Linked DNA regions of Homo sapiens: region 2 is linked to region 1. The links are chromatin contacts, found by Hi-C or POLR2A ChIA-PET in ENCODE. All regions are on one chromosome and are shown on one strand. The core of a region is the stretch at or near the end of the contact, and the rest is flanking DNA. Distances in the headings are between cores, read along the strand shown. Region 1 overlaps GNAI1 (G protein subunit alpha i1). Region 2 has its middle 56 kb from the start of GNAI1.

Evidence for each region. Hi-C counts contacts between places; a loop is a spot of excess contacts on that map. ChIA-PET counts read pairs that join two places held with the same protein, here RNA polymerase II (POLR2A). Pooled maps may share reads with other maps.
Region 2: a loop to region 1 is called in a pooled map, with 7 times the contacts of the local background. The contact joins two enhancer-like sites. A Hi-C loop is called at or near these places in 1 of 168 maps with a recorded cell type or tissue (DLD1) and 5 of 50 pooled maps. POLR2A ChIA-PET finds 5 or more read pairs at or near these places in 2 of 52 experiments (MCF 10A and activated CD4-positive, alpha-beta T cell).

Annotation. Positions count from the first base shown.
Region 1 is chr7:80,149,891-80,153,993 of GRCh38, forward strand. All of the region lies in intron 1 of GNAI1 (G protein subunit alpha i1), which reads left to right. Among named protein-coding and RNA genes, the nearest start is that of GNAI1, 17 kb to the left of the region's middle. Within about 2 kb of position 1,566, at least 2 of the 41 ENCODE cell types and tissues checked have a DNase peak (open chromatin) inside an H3K27ac peak, as active enhancers do.
Region 2 is chr7:80,076,320-80,080,347 of GRCh38, forward strand. No RefSeq gene overlaps it. Among named protein-coding and RNA genes, the nearest start is that of GNAI1, 56 kb to the right of the region's middle. Within about 2 kb of position 2,257, at least 2 of the 41 ENCODE cell types and tissues checked have a DNase peak (open chromatin) inside an H3K27ac peak, as active enhancers do.

The DNA.
Region 1 (4,103 bases), core at 316-2,815:
GAAGAAAAAAGGAAACTACAATAGACAAGATTGATTAATTCACGTTAGCATTGAAAACCTACATACCCTAACAAAGTGGGACCAAACAGCATACCATCTATATACCACCTGTTTTCATGGAAGTGCAGATTACAATGAGATGCCATCAGAACCGGACAATACCAAATGTTGACTTGACAGCTTTAATGTACTGTTGGTTGGGAGCATCAATTGGTAAAACAATTTTGGGTAAAGCTTTATCAATACTTAGTAAAGGTTACATACCTTTGAATCGATAATCCCATTCCTAGGTATAGATTCCAGAGAAAGTGGTGTACATGTACCAGGAAAAATATTTACTACAACATTGTTAGTAATAGCAAAATTTCAAAAGAACTAAATTATTAATCATCAAGAGTGAATAAATATGTGAGCAGGAATGAATAAATAAATGAGGGTATATACTGAAAGTGAAATACTATGTTAGAACTATAGAAATGAAGTGCTATACGGAGATAGTGAATGTTTGATAAATCTCAATAACAATGCTAAGTTAAATATGCACTTTGTAAAGTGATATGCTTTATGACACATTCGTATAAAGTTAAAATATCCTCAGAACTATGCCATATGTTTATAGGTACAAACACATAAAGGAAAACTGTAAATAAATGCAGGGAGAGGATAAACATCAAATTCAGAGTGCTGGTTACTTCTGAGGAGGCGGAGAGGGAAGTGGATCAGGAGGATGCATCCAGGGTACTGCAGTGTTTTAATTCTCAAGCTGGATGCTGGACACACAGATGTTTATTATCTTATTTTCTAGATATTTTTATGTGACTGAAATATTTCGTAAATAAACAGAACTTTTGTTATTGTAGGCTAATTCATCTCAATTTTGGCATGTTTTTCTGTGATTTCACATCCGGTTATTTCCCAAGCCTTATTTACTCCTTATTGCATTGCATTGTCCATCCATCATCCGCCGTTTTTCCATTTTTACACAAGTTATTCTTTTGTAATGTCCTCCTACCTGGTCTTCCTCCCTATGTGCTTCCCACCCTTCAGTCTATATCAGTCCTCCAGAATGACAGCTTTGATGGTATCAGTAACTGGCCAGAAGTCGTCAGTAGCTCTGTTTATTTACAGAATATTGTTCTCTTCATTAGCATGGAATTCAGGAGCCTCTGTGGTTTGGCTTCCACCCTGCATTTCCATATTTCCCATGCTTCTCCCTTGCCACAGTATGAGAACTTCCCCTGCTTTCCCATCTTGATATCCTTGCTTATGTTCCTCTTTCAGGGAGTGCCCTTCCACCCTTACCTGTTTCCAGTCCTGCCCAGGCATGTTCATGAGCAGAGTTTGGGAGAACTTTTTTCAAAGTTGAGTAATATCTGGATCCCTAATAAAACAGTTCTTATGGATTCCTAATATTGATTTAAATGTATTGCAAAATCACTTCAATATACAAAACTATGAAAACATATAATTAAGTAGAAAAATGTTTCTCACTTCTAGATAACCACAAAGCCAAAAAAAAAAAATTACACACAAAACCACAAACCAATAGAGTTCTCATTAACATGACTTGTTCTCTCCTGGTTGTGATGTCAGTCAGCTATAAACTGCTTTCACATGTGGTATGCCTACTATCAAATGCCACAAGATGTCTCAGTTCTTCCCTTCTCTTTCTCTAATTGCAAAGTCCTCATTCCTGGGGTGCTCCCACCCCCAGTGGAATAAATGCCTCAATGAAGCATCATCATGAATGAAAAGGCTCAGTAGTGTTCCCCACCAAGTGGCTGCATTTCTACATGAAAAAAATACATCTGCCTCTAACTTTCAAACTGCCTAAGTGCAGATTTATTTAATAAATATTACCTATTGTCTGCTACAGACTGTGTCAAAGGTTGTGTGGATCCAAACATGTATCATACATGGATCCTGCCCTTGAGGAGTTTCGTGGCAAAAGAAACCAAGGAAACATTATTTACGGGAGGGATAAATGCTAGGGGGTGTGATTTGAACTTGTATAGGGAGGCATCTGAATTTCAAGTTCAGAGCTGTTAGTACATGGCCCTTCAGCTATTAAAGGGCACAAGCAAGAATATGAAGTTGACATGTTTATTTTTAATTTTTTCACTTTGTTCTCCTTTCACGGCCTCTTTTCAGTTTTTTAGTATACGCTATTTCCTTCAGTTTTCTAGAACTAAGGTGGCAGGTAGTATTAATCTCATGTTACAAAGCAGGAAATTGAGTTTTTGATAGATAAGGAATTTGCCCAAGACATACTGCTAGTACGTGGCCATGCTGGGTGTCGTCTCCTTCTATACTGCCTCTCAGTCCTCTGTTATGCTTCTTTCCTTATGTTATTTCATGTGTGCATTTGCAGTTATGCAATTAAATGGTATTTTTCCCTCTATTAGGGAGAAAGGGCCTGGTCAAAAGTAGACACTAAGTAAATATCTGTTGAATAAATTAATGAACAATTATATCTTATGTTGCAAGAATTAATAACTACAACACCATTATTAACTGATATACCCAACAGGTGTTTTAACTAGATAGTTTAAAAGGGGAAACTAAGTTATGCATATCCATTGAAATAGGTCGATGTTTTGTTTTTACAAAAACGGGTTAAAGAAACCAACTTAAGGATCTAATCTGGGGGTAGATTCGGTCTCAATTCTTTTTTTTTTTTTTTTTTTTTTGAAACGTAGTCTTGCTCTTGCCCACGCTGGAGTGCAGTGGCGCATTCTCGGCTCACTTCAACCTCCAACTTCCGGGTTCATGCCATTCTCCTGCCTCAGCCTCCCGAGTAGCTGGGACTACAGGCGCCTGCCACCATGCCTGGCTAATTTTTAAATATTTTTTTAGTAGAGATGGGGTTTCACTGTGTTAGCCAGGATGGTCTCGATCTCCTGATCTCCTGACCTCCTGATATGCCCGCCTCGGCCTCCCAAAGTGCTGGGATTACAGGCATGAGCCACTGCACCCGGCCAGATTCAGTCTCAATTCTTAAACACCTGCATTATTTATGGCTAAAAGATTTCAAATGAAAAGTGAAATTTATTAAAAAAAAAACCTGAGGCAATTAAATATCCTGAATCTTTGAACAGAGAGTTAATTATATCTAATACACTGTATTTACCGAAGAATGTAGACTTTTATATTTTAGAAAGATTTTTTTAACATCATTACTTTCCCATTAACCAAAGTAACTAAAATATTAAATTTATGATAATGTGTCACAATGTAAAAATATTCCTATCATTGACAGGCCAGCCCCTGCATGATAGTGGTGGAGATTCCAAGAGGGCAGTTAAATTAATCAAGCTTGTCATGTCATAGATAGTCTTCAAGAAGGATCAAAGGGTTCATTTTCACTTTGTATTCTTTTTTTTTCCCATTAATATGGCCATAATATAGTTTTACATCCTTGGTTTTGATTATACAATGTGCATCTTAAAAATTAGTAAGCTGTAGTTAATGCTTGTATTTTTCTAATAACTTTTAAAGTATGTTTGAGCACTGATTTGTCTAATTATCAAATTGGAAATAAAACTATTTCCAATTCCACAAGTTAACTTGGAATAATGTCAGAGGTATTTTTTCTCTAATACAGTAGGAGGAAAACAGTGAGGTGGTTAATAAGACACAGGTGGCCGAGGTAGGATGCTTATTCTATCTGAAATGCTTAAATAGTGTAAATATACAAGGGAGTGTTTCTGGTGAGTTTGTTTTGAGGACTTGTATTAATGGCCTTAACATTCTGAAGCATGGCCCTAAAATACTTTTTTCCTGAGGTCATCAAGAAGGTTTACATCCATTGTGCCATAGTCAAGAAGGAGAAAATAAATTTAGGTAACACAAAGTGGTATTTTATTTTTCTTGCACTTTGGTGATTGCCTAGTTTTCTTAATCTTTATATCTTCTGTAACTTCTTTGTTTCCTTGAGCATAACTCCTAGAAATATTTCAGGCAGGCAATTTACATACATTTCTATGGAAATTAGGCTTATATAGTCACTGAACTGATTATTTTTTAAATTAATTAATTATTTATTTATTTTTGAGACAGCCTCATTCTGTCACCCAGGCTGGAGTGCAGAGACATGATCTCGG
Region 2 (4,028 bases), core at 1,007-3,506, 73 kb before region 1:
GCATTAAGAAAATGGAATATCAAAATGTCATGTAGAGGAAGGTCAGTTAGTGATACAGGAAATGTTAATGATATATTCTAAAAAGAGGATTTACAATGAGTATGTAGTTTGCCTTTGCCTTATGATCCTCCCCAAAAGTTGTTGGTGAGTCTGAGCTATGCAGACTTTGGAATGGGGAGGGGTTGCACCCTCCTAGTGCATACACCCCAGTGGGGTGTATATGGCGTACGTTCAGGAGGTGAATAGACTCGCATGGAGTGTCATAACCCTTACAGAGTGAGGAGGACATCTATGCTGGGAGGTGGCCTGATGTTGGATGTGGAAACCCAAGCAGAGTGAGGAGGGCTTTTGCACAGGAATTTTGTCTGGTTCAGGGTGTCAGAGCCTTAGAGGGGCCAGGAGGATGTCCGTGCAGCTATCTGCCTGTTAAAAAGTATCATATCCCTTGTAGAAAAAGAAAGTTATCTGTGTAAGAAAAAATGGTGACGGTAACAGGACATTAGTTACATACAAGAATATTGATAAAATTAGTAAATACATTAAGTGTAATGAGAGCTAGGTTTCTTACTGTCAATGAAAAGAGGTACCAATAGGAAAAGGGAAAAAGCTAGAATTAATCCTGTAGTGTTAGATAGGAATTGGAGATATCAGTGTTATCTCATGCACTAGATCTACAGATAGGTGAGTAGATTAAAAAAATAGATGTATATGTGTACGTGTGTATGTGTGTGTGTGTCGGTTCTCCTCTGCTGCTGCCCTCAACCCCTTCCTGTTGATATTCCCTGGCCTCTGGTCTCAGCCCTGAGCACTTCTCACATTAAACAGTCAATGAACAACCAACCTTGAAACTTAGGAGTCCTCCTTGATTCTCCCTTCGCCTAAATCCCTGCATCCAAAAAGTAAACACATCTTATTTTCTTAAACCATTCCTCAAAACTATTCTGTAGTTGCTAAGTTTGTGTTATGCATTTTTAACCTCAAAACTTTTCCATCTATTCCAGCCTACCTACTTCTGCATTAATACAAGCCTAAATTACTGCCTCTTTTCCAACCTCCTTGCCTCTAGTTTATTCATTCTGCCATTCATTCATCAAGTATATATTTAACTTATATTACGCATTAGGACAAGACAGCCAGTTCTCGCCCTCATGTAATTTATAGCCTAGTGGTGACTAATAAACTAATTTGATAAATAATTACAAAATTAACCTTGTAAGTATAATTGCGATACAGATGCAAAGGAGAACTACAGGAGTTATGAGAAGATATAACCAAGAGAAAAGTTCTAATCTGGAGGATGAAAAAGTCATCATCAAGAAAGTTGTATTTGGGCATGGTGGCTCACGCCTGTAATCCCAGCACTTTGGGAGGCTGAGGCTGAGGTCGGGAGTTCGAGACCAGCCTGACAAACATGGAGAAACACCATCTCTACCAAAAATACAAAATTAGCTGGGCATGGTGGCGCATGCCTGTAATCCCAGCTACTTGAGAGGCTGAGGCAGGAGAATCACTTGAACCCAGGGGCGGAGGTTGCAGTGAGCCCAGATAGAGCCATTGCACTCCAGCCTGGGCAATGAGACTGAAACTCCATCTCAGAAAAAAAAAAAAAAAAAAGAAAGAAAGTTGTATTTGAGCTGTGGTCTGAAAACAATAATGGTTTTTAATGGTGGGATGGTTGGGATAGAAGATTCCAAATAATAAACACTGCATATGCAAATTCATCAAAGCAAAAAGAAGCAAAGTACATTCTAGAAACCAAAATAAGCCAGCCTAGCTAAAGAACAGTGAGGGAGGGATAGAGAAGAGGTGGATTTGAGAGATAGCTGGGAGGTAAAATTGACACGAGTTTGGATGCACTGGATCTGGTGTTATCTGGGAGAGGGAGGTATCAAGGATGACTCTTGAATTGCTGATTTTAGCAACTAGTTAGATGATTATGCTATTTGCTTTGAAAAAGAACTGGAGCGATTCCAGGCTTGCAATGGAGGAGGAGGAGAAAGAACATGTTTACTTTCAGTTTCAGGTAGAAAAACTTTTATCTGCCTATGGAACCACTTAGAGGAGACAAATGGAGCTTGGAGGAGACATGTGATAGACGTGTAAATTTGAGGGCAGCTGTTGAAGATAATAATTTTCGGAGACAGAAGAGTCAAAGAAGCTAAAGGAAGGAAGCCTTTCTAAATGCAGGAAGTGATTAAGTCTCAATGTCTGCTGACACATCGGAGAAAATAACTAAAATTCATCTATTGGAATTAACCATATGAAGGTCAAATTACTTCAAACTCTTAAACCTACCAGTCAGTGGGAGGGCTGGTAGTGGGGGGTGCAACCCTCCCATGGGACATCCCTCAATTACTCACCTCCACCACAGGGGACTTATTCACATTATTTCTCACTGCCCCACCTACCCATGTTCCCTCAGAAATATTACCTTTACTCAAGCCCTGACTCAAATTTCTCCCCTGAAGAACATTTTTGCCTTGTGTTTTTATTTACAGTGCCCATCACTTTTAATGTTCATTGTGATTTTTATATATATGTTATCTCTCCCTATAAAAATATTAGCTCTTTGAGGGCAAGGATCATATTTCTGTCATCGTTGCTTCCACAGTGACTGGCACATGGGATATAAATATGAGTTCAGTTGTACTTTTTAAATTTTCTATTACTCATGAGTTGCTTTTCAATGAATTTCTCATTATCCTGTTTCTCTTTTCATATGCATTTCTGAAAGAGGCTGACAAGATGTTTCCCAGTGAGCTTTGCCAGGTGTCGGCATATTCGTGAAGTCACCATGGATACAAGTTCTGTTCCTCAATTTTGTAAGTCAAAAAATCTTAATTTCACTGGTTAATCTAGTGGTGACCAGATTCTAGAAAGTATTCACAACAACTGAGTTTATAAAAAATGTATATATATACAGATATATATACACATATGTACACACACACATACACACACACACATACACTCCCCCCCACACACAAATCTGAAGATAGCATACATTCATATGTTAAATATTCCAAATTAAAGAATACTTTGAATGTTTATGAAACATAGAAAAAATAATATACACATTAAAATACTTAGCTTGTCCATGATTTTCATATTTGATGTTTTGAAAAAGGGAAAGACAATGATAGAGAAGGCAGAATCCATAGATACTGTGAGAGTCGTGGTAAAGTAGGAAGAACATAGTGCATCTGAAATGAAACAAACCAGGGTACCAATTGCAACTATGGTTCTTAAGCAATTTTTTTTATCCTTAAACTGGGAATCACAAAGCCTACCAAATAGAATTATTATGAGAATTAACTGACTCGATTTATAAAAAGTTCCAAGCACGCTATATTATATGGGTTGAGGCCTCTGGACTCAAACTGAAACATCGGCTCTTCTGGAGCCTTCAAATAAGAACTACACCATCAACTCTCCTGGGTCTCTAGCTTGCCAACTGCAAATCTTGGGACTTGTTAGCCCCCATAATAGCAAGAGTCAATTCCATATATATATGGAATATATAGGATATATATATATGGAATATAGGAGATATATCCTATTGGCTGTGTTTCTCTGGACAACTGACTAATAGACATATCTTGGGAGAATGAAAGAGTTTGATGAGGGTCCTCCTAGTGGCATAGTTAATGATAAAACTCACTGTAGATTATTGTCAATATTTACTATCTCAACCAATGCCTCCAGATCTCTTAATTGATGTAGCCTGCTAAAAGCATACATTTACTAGAAATATTTAGCAATATTTAGAAATTTTAGTCAGCCATTGAACGTTTTCCAAGGTACACAGGTAAACAAATTTCTGATAGCAACACCTATTGCTACTTTTTTCCCTCCCTGACATACCCAGTTGTAACATTTCTTTTTCATATTTGCAGCATTACAGTCATAAGGAAATGTTTAATCCATCTCAAAAGTGTTCATTAAAGACACCGTAGAAGCTAAAGCATGTGTTTTTGAAAGGCAGTGATTTTTAAAATGTCTCCCCACGCACTCTCTCTGCACACATG